Linked DNA regions of Homo sapiens: all the other regions are linked to region 3. The links are chromatin contacts, found by Hi-C or POLR2A ChIA-PET in ENCODE. All regions are on one chromosome and are shown on one strand. The core of a region is the stretch at or near the end of the contact, and the rest is flanking DNA. Distances in the headings are between cores, read along the strand shown. Region 1 has its middle 20 kb from the start of TMEM163. Region 2 overlaps TMEM163 (transmembrane protein 163). Region 3 holds the start of RAB3GAP1 (RAB3 GTPase activating protein catalytic subunit 1).

Evidence for each region. A loop is a pair of places that touch in the nucleus more often than their neighbours do. ChIA-PET counts read pairs that join two places held with the same protein, here RNA polymerase II (POLR2A). Pooled maps may share reads with other maps.
Region 1: a map of B cell shows a loop between it and region 3 (4-fold over the local background). The contact joins the enhancer-like site here to the promoter of RAB3GAP1 in region 3. A Hi-C loop is called at or near these places in 2 of 168 maps with a recorded cell type or tissue (B cell and OCI-LY7), 2 of 37 single-sample maps with no recorded cell type and 3 of 50 pooled maps.
Region 2: a loop to region 3 is called in a map of natural killer cell, with 17 times the contacts of the local background. The contact joins the enhancer-like site here to the promoter of RAB3GAP1 in region 3. A Hi-C loop is called at or near these places in 6 of 168 maps with a recorded cell type or tissue (CD4-positive, alpha-beta memory T cell, CD8-positive, alpha-beta T cell, naive thymus-derived CD4-positive, alpha-beta T cell and 1 more) and 10 of 50 pooled maps. POLR2A ChIA-PET finds 5 or more read pairs at or near these places in 1 of 52 experiments (naive thymus-derived CD8-positive, alpha-beta T cell).

The regions. Positions count from the first base shown.
Region 1 is chr2:134,737,111-134,741,254 of GRCh38, reverse strand. No RefSeq gene overlaps it. Among named protein-coding and RNA genes, the nearest start is that of TMEM163, 20 kb to the right of the region's middle. RefSeq lists an enhancer at 1,250-1,469. Within about 2 kb of position 1,839, at least 5 of the 41 ENCODE cell types and tissues checked have a DNase peak (open chromatin) inside an H3K27ac peak, as active enhancers do; they include B cell and OCI-LY7, where a contact is called at or near this core.
Region 2 is chr2:134,669,117-134,673,288 of GRCh38, reverse strand. The region is part of intron 2 of TMEM163 (transmembrane protein 163); the gene reads left to right. Among named protein-coding and RNA genes, the nearest start is that of TMEM163, 48 kb to the left of the region's middle. Within about 2 kb of position 2,773, at least 9 of the 41 ENCODE cell types and tissues checked have a DNase peak (open chromatin) inside an H3K27ac peak, as active enhancers do; they include CD8-positive, alpha-beta T cell and natural killer cell, where a contact is called at or near this core.
Region 3 is chr2:135,050,892-135,054,896 of GRCh38, reverse strand. It overlaps RAB3GAP1 (RAB3 GTPase activating protein catalytic subunit 1), which reads right to left and starts at 2,605. Exons shown (of 24, transcript NM_012233.3): 1 at 2,572-2,605; 2 at 2,412-2,467. The coding sequence starts at 2,589. RefSeq lists an enhancer at 1,893-2,032.

The DNA.
Region 1 (4,144 bases), core at 590-3,089, 310 kb after region 3:
TATGCCTAACTGTTTTACTTCAGGGCCTTTGCACTCCCTCTGAAACATACTTTCCCCAGGTGATTTCGCCAGTGATGCTGCTCATCTGGGTTTTTGTTTTCTTTTTGAGACGAAGTCTCACTCTGTTGCTCAAGCTGGAGTATAGTGGCATGATCTCAGCTCACTGCAGCCTCTGCCTCCTGGGTTCAAGCAATTCTCCTGCCTCAGCCTCCCGAGTAGCTGAGATTACAGGCATGTGCCACCATGCCTGGCTAGTTTTTGTGTTTTTAGTAGAGAAGAGTGTTTTAGTTTCACCATGTTGGCCATGGTTGGCCAGGCTGGTCTCGAACTCCTGACCTCAGGCGATCCGTCTGCCTTGGCCTCCCAAAGTGCTGGGATTACAGGCATGAGCCACCGTGCCTGGCCTCATCTGGGTTTTTGGATCTCAGCCTGAACCTCACCTCTTAGAGAGGCCTTTCTAAAGTAGAGGCCAGACTCAGGGATCTATTCCATCACTCTGTCTCATCGTCCTATTTTAATTCTCTATGTGACTATCGCATCCTGTAGGTTTTCGTGGTTCTATGTTAACTATCTCTCCTCGCTTGAATGTAAGCTTCTTATGCACAGGACCCTCATGTTTTTTTCTTGCCAATGTCTTCCCACCACCAAAATCAATGTTGTCACATGGTAGACAGTAAATACTGGTTGAAAAAATGAACATCAATAACCACAATAATAGTTGCTTTTTGGCAGCAGGTGCTGATTCAAATGGACTGATGTAAGACCAGGTACTGATTTAAGTGTTCACAAATACCATTTCATTTAGTTCTCTAAAATAATCCTAAATGCAAATATTATTTTCCCCCGTTAACTAAGAAGGAAATGAGGCTTAGGAGAGACTAAATAAGGTTCATGGCTACACCTTTATTAGGGTGCGGGGCAGGGCAGCCCCAACTAATCTATACCTCGACACACATCCTATCCTCTTTGATTACAGGCAGGAAAAGCTGATCCACCAAATTAAAGGTGGTGGCCTCGGGCTGACAAATCTCTGTGGAAGCCCAGGGTGAGGCCCCTTTGTTCTGAGCGGTGGCCTGTGTGAGCATTTGAGGAGGTGCTGTACAGCAAAGGCCCTATCCGTGGCACAGTCTTGATGAGTAACAGACAGACGTCTTTAGAGGCTTTGTTTTCACATCCTCTTTTTGAAAATGGATTTGCTTCCTTAAACACAGTTGGCTTCATCTTTTACATAATACACAGTCATATTACTGCCTTTCGTGAAGCCAGTGTCTTCTTGGCCTCCATGTGTGTCAGCTGAAGCTTTAGACTGTCTGACCACAGAAGCTGATGACCCACAGTCACTTGAATGCTTTCTTCTGTTCCAAGAACCGCACCTAGAGCACCATGGGGATGACCTCATGTCATCCTTGCAACAGCCCAGCTCTGGTTACCTAGCCCATTTTATGGATTAGAACCCTGAGGCTCAAGGGGGCTAAATTTGGCACCCCAAATCACATAACTAGTCCATGGCAGGGGTGGCACAGGATATGAACAAAGGACTGTGTACATTCCTACTGCCTATGTATGTCTGTGCAGCAGCCAGCCAAGAGGCATGTGTTATGTGATGCTTACTATTTATTACTTCTCTACAACAGGGATAAGATAATGATGATGACAATGATAACTCCCAGCCTTGTGATAGGACTTGAGCTTCATTATCTCACAATAGCCCCATAAGGGGTATAGTTGGGGCCCCCACCAGATACACTTTAATCTGCCAGGCACCACCCCGTAGCTGAGTGTTGGCTGCTCACAGGTTGCAGCTGCTTCCTTCTTCTGAATGCTCAGCTAAGGGGAGCCACCTTGCCTAGAAATGCCTGCTTTCCCCCTAGGGGTGGCCACAGACAATGAGTGACAGATATGGGGTGCAAAAGTCTGGTGCCTTGTCTCAAGGTTGCATAACTTTGTGGTGTTCTTCATGCTATGGTGGGATCAGGCTGAGGTGGGATCAGACTGAGAGGTTAAAATGCAGCTGAATCTACATTTTTCTTGGCTTCCTTTTTCTTTCTATCTTGCCACTCACATTCTCTTTCTGAGATCACTTGCACCAAGAATCTGTGTCTCAGGTCCTGCTTCTATAGAACTTCAGACAAGCCCTATGAATCCAGAACTATTGTCCATATTTTGCTGAGCGGGAGCGTGAAGCTGGAGGTGGCTGTCCCCACTTCATCTTGTCCTAGAGATGTGGCATGTCTCTGACCTCCTTAGCCGTGTTGGGAGTGTTCATCTGCAGTGCCCCTCTTTGAAACCACTGCCTCCCAAGGACCAGAGGTGCAATCTCATGGGCTGTGCTCCTCTGGGCCCACTCTTTTTTATCTTCATTCTTTCCCTGGCTTCTGTCTCATCCTGGTTGCCCATCACCCATCATGAACCATGGCCATGGGACACTCTCAGACAAGCTGGAGGCTGAGGTAACCATGAATTTGCCTTGCCCAGCATGATTTTCTTCCTGTGCCTTCTCCTGATAGTAATCCTGCCCTCCAGCTTTGCCCACAGTGTGGACACATGACCCAGGCTGAACCAGGGCACCATCCCTGGCTGGTTACAGAGATTGGCTCAGAAATGAGCACATTGCAGGAACATAAGTCCCTGGATGACCTTGGCCGACCCAGCTCTTCCCCTTCTTGCTTTTCATTCCTAGACAGAAACTACTGAAAATCCTGTAATAAGGAGGAAATGTCTGGAGCAATCCAGGCTACATTCTTATTCCTTCTAGAATAGGATGTTCTGCAGTGCTTGCATTCAGTGGTCCAAGTGGTACCCAGGGTATATAAACCCAGGATGGAGTGCTTTCAGAGTCCCTCAGCTAGAGTGTAATGTGAGGCATGCTTAGACTGCATCTGCCCTTGGCAGCATTCCTGAACCCTGGGGAACTGCTCATGGTGGACCCTGGGTTTCTGTTGATTTTTGCTGCTTAACTGTGAGTAACAAAGTTGCTTTTCATAAATTGTGCCAATGTTCTGTCTTCCCAGACTAGACCAAAAAATGCAAGTGGTGAGGGATTGGGGCTCCTTTTTTCTCCTTGCAACTGTCCTGATGGCGTGGGGACTGCTGCAGCAGCCAGGGCTGCTTTGAGCCCCAGAGTAAGAACCCTCGCAGAACTCTGGAAGCTGGGTTTGTGCAAAACCTCCTGCCAGACTTGAACTTTGCATACATTATCAAGCCAGGATAATTAGAGCCCTTCCTTGGGACTGTTTTATAGAAACTAAGGGAAAGGACAGCCTCCTGCCTCTCGAGTTTTTAGAAGGATTCAAATCTAGGGCTGTCAGCATTCATCTTTCCTGCCATGTGGGAAAGACCCTTCGGAGGTAATATACAGTATGCCGACATTCAGGAAGTGACAGCAGCAAGGCGTGGAGAGAGTAAACAGCAGTCTAACAACAGTGATGCAGTTCAGGGTCTGCCACACCTGGTGCACCCTGTCCTTCCTGCTGACACAAGCCAGCATAGGCTCTGTCATCGATTTCTGTCTGTTTCACCTTGAGATTATCCTGGCTTATCTGGGTGGCTTTATTTTAATCACAAAGATCCTTATAAGAAGAAAGCAGGGGAATCAGAGTCAGAGAGAAGAAGGCTAACTGGCAATAAAAACAGAGATTGGAGCAATTCAGCCAGGAGCCAAGGAGTGACGGCCACCTTTAGAAGCTGGAGGATGCAAGGAAACAAATTCTCTCCTGGAGTCTCCAGAGAAAATCAGCTTTGCTGACACCCCCATAAGATGATTTCAGCCCCATAAGACTCATTTCCAGCTTCTGACTCCCAGAATTGTAAGAGAATAAATTTGTGCCGTTTCAAGCCTCCAAGTCTGCAGTAATTTGTTACGGAGCAATAACAAATGAGCACACACCACTGCACCTCAAGTTTCTCACTTGTAAATTGGAAGTCTTGCCAAATTTAGCTGACCTGTGAGGCCTCATCTAACTCTCTTTTTCGTATTTGCATTCTATAATTATTCTCTTGGCTTTCTTTTGGGCTAGGCAGAATAAGTATCTATAGTATCTATCAGCTGGCTTTTTCAGACATTCAGAAATTGAGGAGCAGTGAGGTATAAGAAGGACACACAGCTCTGGCCAAGGCGAACCAGAACCCAGTCACTCATCTCTTC
Region 2 (4,172 bases), core at 1,524-4,023, 380 kb after region 3:
ATGAAAGTGGAGGGAAAATTGGAGCCATACCAACACGTGCCAATGCGAGCTCATGAAACGGGACTATATCTTGTGGATCAGGACTTCTTGTCCTGGGGTTAGTAGAAGGCTGCCAGGTGTTCCTCTACCACCTGGCCTTGTATGTAAAACTTTAGGCATGTGTGCATTTTTCTGTGGAGAGGGTCCATGATGATATTCATCAGATAACAATGGGGTTTATGAGCCAAAAGTTCAATGTTGCAGCTGTGGGTGATGGGATGCCTTTGGAGGACTTTAAATGACCTAATTAAAGTTGCGCCTTGGAAAACTAGCCATGAGTGGAACTTGCAGGTATAGGAGTAGAGGCAGGGACATCCTTAGGAAGCCCCCCAGTACTGGGCCAAAGATGATGGGCAGGGCAGGCAGTGGGAGCAGAGCATTGGGACTGAGTCCAGGGTAGATGGGGAGGTAGAATTGATGGAACTTGGATGATTTAATGGATGAGCAGGGCAAAGGGTAATTGGTGGCATTCTGGATGGATGAAGGCCCTGTTAGTGGACCAAGGGGATATAGATGGTGAGCAGGCTTAGGGGTTATTGTGGGTTGGGAGGGAGCTGATAAATTCAGCTTTAAGGCCAGGCACAGTGGCTTATGCCTATAATTTCAGCAATTTAGGAGGCTGAAGTGGGAGGATCGCTTTAGTCCAAGAGTCTGAGATCAGCCTGGGCAACAGAGTGATACACTGTCTCTACAAAAAAAAAATAAAATTAGCCAGGCAGGTGTGGCTGTGGTCCCAGCTACTGGGGAGGCTAAGGTGAGAGGATCACTTCAGTGAATCTTATTACTGCACTTTAGACTGGGCAACAGAGTGAGACCCTGTGTATGAGCTCACATAGGCACGTGTTGGTCTGCCTCCAATTTTCCCTCCACTCAAAGGCAGTAAATACATAAATTTGGTTTTGTACCTATGCATATCATAGAGCCTGTGGGACATTCAAATGGAGGTAAGTAGTATATAGTATGTGGTCATAGCCATTTCTAGAGTCCAGAGGTACAGAAATTCATGAACTTTCCATATTTTTATTCTTATTTAATGTCTCCACTCTGTTCTTCTTCAGTAAAGCTAAACCCTTAAAATGGGCAGGACTTAGGAGGTTTTGAGGCAGAAATAGCAACAGCTAATACACTTTTTGTTACTTTTATAATTTATAGGACACTTTTTATAATCCAAATACCATCTTATCATTGCATCAGTCTGATGAGGGGTGGTGGATGAACTGTCACTGACATGAGGGTGATGATAATAATGAATAATAATTATAGATAACATATATGAACATTCACCATGCCAGGCTAGGCTCTGAGCACTTTACATTTATTAGCTTAGTTCATCCTCACAGTAGCCCTATAAGAGTTGCTTTTATCATCCCATTTTACAGATGAGTCAGCCAAGTTCCAGAGAGGTTGAGAAGTTTGTCCTAAGTCACAGCTAGAGAGGGGTGGAGCTAGGATTTGGACTCAGATGGCTGGGTGTGGCTCTAAAGCCTGTGTCAAGCCCCTCAGGGGTGGGGCTGTGGCCCATATTCATGCTCGTCAACCCCAGTTCCTGTGTTCTTTCTATTCTGTGACCACTGTCTTTCCAGGGGGTGGGGAATGTGGAGGAGGTTAACAATGGCATTTCATAGCCAGTGGTGGGAAGAAAGGGATCCCAGAAGAGGGTGGTGGAGGTATTGTCAGCAAGGAGCAGAGAGCTGTGGCATCCCTGGGGGCTGCAGCACCATGCAGCAGCAGCCATGTGCAGAGGAGTTTGTTTCGGGCTTGAACCCAGGGAGGTCAGTGTTCCTGTAGAGCCAGGCTGGAGACAGAGTGGCCAGACATGGGAGAGGGAGGGCAGCGCCATGGTCATCTGTGGCTGGATCTGAAATGGTTTGGGGAGAAGTAGCAAGTGATCCTGGACTACAGGAGCCAGGAGTTGGGGAGGGGTGGGTCTCCTTGCTGCAGGGGTGTCTGTGCTCCTGAGAGTCAGCTTAGAATCTCAGGGCCTGCTGAACTGGCACCACTAGTAGTGAGGATTCTGCCACACGGCAGGACTCACAGCCTTTGGGAGCCTGAGAACTACGGGCCAGGTGCCAGTCTTTGCCTTATTTGCTCTTAGTCTTTGCTGAGGGCCAGCTCACTGCTGGTGAGGAAAGGAGAAGCAGTCCCCAGTCCCAATCACTGGGCTGCTGACACGGCTGGACAGGGACACAGACATCGTTCCCAGAGGGGGTCCTTTGAGAGCAACCTGGGGTGCAGAGGGCAAGCCTTCCACAGGGCAGGGATTGAGTTCCTAGAGTCCTGTGAAGACCCAGCAGCTGATAGGAAGAACGGGGCAGTGCTTGAAAGAAAAGACATGAGCCAGAATATCACAAGCTGACATTTTGTTTATGCAAGCACTTATGTGGTGTTGGTTTCAAAGTCCTTTAAAATCGGGGACTTTAATGTCAAGTAATTGGCTCTTTATGGAAAGGTTTCCAGTTACAAATGGGGAGCAGGTGATCTCAGATTCCAGCCAAACTCAGTTAAAAGGCCAAGTCTTTGGTTTTCTGAAATCGAAGCTCTGGGGTCCCATGACATGCCTTCTTTCCTCTTGCCTGAGCTCATTAATGCACCTTTCTGTGTCATTTGCTGCTGTTGCCCACAGCCATGGTATTCCAGCAGCTCTCAGTGAATTTGATGAACGTCACCAGTGCTGTTTTGCTTTTATGTATTGACAAGTGTGCCTGATTGTGGTTTTTCAGAAGCCTGCTCTGTAGGCGTGGCTGTTGTGGTAGAGGAAGGGTAGTATCAGGGCAAGATTGCTGGAGAGGGAGGGGAGAAGCCCAAATCTTGCCCAGCCCTGCCAGTGTTCCCCCACGTGGGGTCTGCCCTTTGGAAGCACAGGAGGCCATGCACTTCTAGCCATGGCGACTGCCCAACTCCTGTGTGAGATGCTGCGAGGTCTCCAGAGTGACCTTGAAAGAGGTATTGTGAAATTCTTAAGAGCTTGAAGTAAAAAATTAAACTCTTACTTTTTTTTTTAAAGGTGCCATTTACTCTACTAGGAAGTAGAGTTGTGAAATTAAACACTGACAAGATGTTCTAAACCTACCCTGGAGGAGGTAAATTGCTATTTTGAGAGAAGGAGCCACGTCTACTAAAGTTCCCATGTTTCAGTCACTGTGGCTGCACAGAAAATCATCCCAAAACACAGTGGCCTAAAACAGCAGTAATCGCTCTTTATTGCTTATGGTTTCGGTGGGGCAGGAGTTTGGGAGCCCCTCATCTGGGTGGTTCTGGCCCAGGGTCCCTCATGGGGTTACAGTTGGAGGGTTGCTGGGGCTAGGGTCATCTCACAGGCTTCTTCCTCACATGGTGCCTGGTCAGGGAACCCTTGAACAACCGGGGGCTGGAACAGATGGGGCTGTTTGTCCATCTCTCTTCTCGTAGTCTTTCCACCTCATCCCTCTAGCATGGTGGCCTTGCAGTTGCCAGACGTCTTCAGTGATGGCTCTGGGCTCTAAAGGCACATGTCCCAAGAGCCAACCAGGTGGAAGCCGATTTGCCTTGTGTGACCCAGCCTCAGGAGGTGTGCTGCATCACTTTTGCCACATTCTCTCTTGGTCAAAGAAGTTGCAGAGGTCTGCCCAGGTTCAAGGGAAGGGAAACCAGACCCACTGTCAGTGACGGAATGTCAGGGTCACACTGAGAGAGATGCACATGGAATGGGAACCACATTGGCATAGCCATCTTCAGAAAAACAATCTGCTGCGCCCCAGGATGGGGAACTTGGTTGGAATTAACTTGTTATAACTGATGAGCTTTGGAATGAGGGTGTTAGAGAATCTGTACTAGGGATCTGATTTGTGTCTTCCATCTGGAGATGATCAGAATTGAAAGCAAAAAGTAAAGGATGTAGAGGTAGCTGGGCTCTTGACTGTTGATTCTTCTTTTCTGTGTGATGAAGGATAGAACTAGGACTGGAGAGACTCGGTACCTTGTGACCGAGGAAGGGACCTCGTGCCCAAAGTAGGAGGGAATCTCCAGGGGAAACAGAAGCTCAGGAACACATGAGTGGGTATCAAGAGGGTTCGTATTTGCTGTGGTGAGGGACTTTGGTCCTTATAGTGCCAGCATATCCTGGTCGTGATCAAAGGACTTTTCATTGAGTCCCC
Region 3 (4,005 bases), core at 1,356-3,855:
CTCAAGGTTTGAGACTTCAAAGTCTTAACATTTTCTCTCATGAATTGTAAAATGCACACTACAGTGTAAAAGCCAAAAACCAAATTTTCTACTTTGCAATAGTTCTTATAACGGTGTTAATAATTATTTCCATATGCAAAGCTAAAGGACTTAATATTCCACTTCAGGATATTTTTAACTAGGGGAAAGTGATCATTTTTCCATTCAAAACTGATGTTTCCCTACCCCACCCTCCAAGATTTGAATTACATTTTTCTAACTACCTTCAAGACATCAAATTATTTCAAAATCAACAGGTTCAAATCTTCTCACTTTGACACTTCCTTACATTCATTCTTACAGGCAAAAAACTACAGTTCACATTTGATTTTTCCCACTTTTAACGTATCATCAAGTTTATTACCTAAATCTTCTCTGAAATATGTTACAATCCTCCCTTCTAGGTTCCCTTTGTATTCCAGTCCACAAATCACCATCCTAATTATGAATCAAGTTAAGTCTCCCACCATTATTCTACATCATGTCCTAAAACCACTTTCATCATATCACCTGGCCACTCTAAAACGAAGGGTCTCTCACTATTGTCTTAAGCAGTGGTTCTTTCTAAGTGTGGTCTCCTGACCAGCAGCATCTGAATTACCTGAGACCGTGTTACACAAGCAAAATTTTCAGTCCCACCTCAGACCTACAGAATCAGAAACTCTGAGGATGGGGCCCAGCAATCTAAGACTCTGATGTACATTAAAGTATGAGAATCACTGGTCATAGGAATACTGAATCTGGATTCCTGTATTTAGTTTGGGAAGATGTCCATAACCCAATCCCGTCTTCCTTGTTAACCTTATTTATTTCCCTTCAATAGACAGTCTTCACTCTAGTGAAGATATATTTCTTCATTCAGTCCCTTCAAAGATTCATTCTCACCTATGTCTCTACCCATGTCAGTCCATTCTCATGTTTAACCAACCACTTCCCACTTTCAAGGCCCAGCTCATTTCCTATCTTTTCTATGAAAATATCTCCAACTATTGTAGTCCACAATATCACCCCTATTTAAATAATAATTATTTTAATTATTATTTTTACAGGTAGTACCAACTGGCTTACATTTTAACTATTTGCTGTTTGTTGTTTTTTAAAAATATATGGGTCAAGTTTCTGCTTTTCCCTTTGTATATAGCTCTGGACACCCAGTACCTACTCAATGAAGTCTTGCCAGTGTGGTTATGTCTTACTGACACTTTTATGAAGGGTACCACAGGTCTAACTATTATTCCAACAAGGACCTTTTATATTTTCCTGTGCCACCTAATGACACGACATCCACAAATTTCCTCTCCCAACCAGAAAGATTATAAAATGCTGTAACAGCGTAAACACTGACTTCAACACCCAGGAAACTGAAGGGTTTCTGTGACACTTAACAGAAACCTTCTCGATCTAAGCTATCACTCCTCCACAAACTTGGCTTTCAACTAATTTCAGTAATAGAACAGTTTCACCCAGACAGCTGTTCATCTGAATTTGACAGGCACAGGAAGCCTGGGCACAGTACCCACTTTAATGTAACAACTTAAATCAAAGCATTCCAAAACCATATGCAGACTTTTTAAAAAGGTTATTCTAAAAGACAGGATGGGCGGAGGCTCACGCCTGTAATCTCAGCACTTTGGGCGGCCCAGGCTTGAGCCCAGGAGTTCAAGACTAGCCTGGGCAACACAGCGAGATCTTTAAAAAATTAGTTGGGCGTAATAGCGCGTGCCTGTGGTCCCAGCTCCTCCCGAGGCTAAAGCGGGAGCTTCACTTGAGCCTAGGAGTTCGAGGCCGCAGTAAGCTATGACCTCGCCACTGCACTCCGGCCTGGGCGGACAGACTGAGACTCTGTCTCCAAAAATAAATAAAAATAAAAAATTAAAGACAGCATGGAGATGGTGGGAGTGTGACAGATGGACAACTACCAATACTCTGAAGAAAGACTTCCTCCTGAAAAGGGTATACCAACGTACACGGGATGAGGTGCGGCACAACCTACCAAGTTTACTGCTTACGATAATGAGTTAAACGGTAATGAAAACCGGAACGGTTGTTGCAGCCTCGGAAATTTTTCTTGCGAGTGGGTAACAACCAGAAAACCAAAGTCTAAGGGAAGCGGTCTGACAGGAGAGAAAACAAAACTTTCTGAGAGCCTGAGCCTCAGGGATTGGCTGACGGGGGCGGGCCGGGTGTTGCCAGACGCGAGACGCGGAAGAGGCTTGCGGTTGACCAAAGAAGACTGGGGGAGGAGACCCGGGACCCACGGTATTACCGTTCCCGCACAAGTGGCGTCACTTGTGGTGTGTCTGGGGTCAGGGAAGCGGCTAGGGGACGCCAGGGCCCATGGGAGCTGGTAACCAAAAATGCGATTCACTCACCTTTCCCATTCCGAGGCAGTGGTGAAGTCCGTGATCTCAAATACCTCGGATTCGGGCTGCGGGAAGGGGAAGGAGAGAAAAAGAAATTAAGCCCCAAGGCGAAGACATGAGGAACGAATTTAGATAGTGACAAGGATTAAGTAGGGAGCAAAGAAATCACCTCACTGTCGGCAGCCATCTTGAGGAGCGCCGGGCCTGGCGCTAAGGCTGCCGGGAAGAAGAGCGAAAGAGAACGGGGCGCGTCCCCGCCCCCGGAGCCCCCGCCCCCTGTTCATGAGTCTTGCCCTAGTAAGTAGGAGTGCTGCTTCTTCGCCCAGGTCTGTTAAGTCTTTAGTCCGCCCTCAGCTGGTTAATAAAACTCCGCTCTAGCTGGTTTCATAAAACTTGAAAATTTCCTGTGATGAATACAGAAAGGGAACAGAAGCCAAGGTGATAGGACAAGACCCTAAACTCATGTGGATAAGATTGTATTAAAAAACCTAAAGCATGTTGGGTTTGTTTTCATTCAACCCATATTTGTAGTTAGTACCAATTAGCTTACACTTTAACTATTGGGTTTCTTTTCATTCACCCTCTATTTATTGATTGTAAGGCAATAAACTAGGTGCTGTAATACCACTTCTACCCTCTGCCCCTGACCCTGCAAGAAGTTGCTCAGTTGATTGTCCTGAAATAAAATCATACTAGTTACCTGGTTTCTGGGAAGAGCAACATGGTGTTCAACAAACGCTTCATTTTTTTTTTTTTTTTTTTTTTTTTTTTTTTTTTTTTGAGACGGAGTCTTGCTCTGTCGCCCAGGCTGGAGTGCAGTGGCACGATCTTGGCTCACTGCAAGCTCCGCCTCCCGGGTTCACGCCATTCTCCTGCCTCAGCCTCCCGAGTAGCCGGGACCACAGGCGCTCGCCACCACGCCCGGCTAATTTTTTGTATTTTTAGTAGAGATGAGGTTTCATCGTGTTAGCCAGGATGGTCTCGATCTCCTGACCTCATGATCTGCCCACCTCGGTTCTGTCGCCAGGCTGGAGTGCAGTGGCGCGATTTCGGCTCACTGCAATCTCTGCCTCCTGGGTTCAAGTGATTCTCATGCCTCAGCCTCCCGAGTAGCTGGGATTACAGGCATGCGCCACAACACCCAGCTAATTTTTGTATTTTTGGTAGAGATGGGGTTTCACCATGTTGGCCAGGATGGTCCCGATCTCCTGACCTTGTGATCCGCCCCCCTCGGCCTCCCAAAGTGCTGGGATTACAGGTGTGAGCCACTGTGCCTGGCCTTGTCTTTATTTTAACACCTTCAAGTTATTTATATATATTCTGCATCTGAGCTTTATATTGTTTATATATGTAGCAAATACCTTCTCCCACTCTGCAGCTTGCTTTTTCACTATTTTTTTTTCAGACTGGTGCTCTAAAAAAGCAGACACTACAATTCCAAGCTGGCGAAGTCTCTGAAGTCCAACTGGAAGTGCTAGGGCAAAAATTATGCATCAGGAAATGCGTAGCCCCTTGTACTACTGCCTTGCTCCGTCAATCATTGGCCAGGATCTCCCCAAGAAAACAGTGGCCTTGGCTATCACTGTTTGCTCAGTTTTTGGCT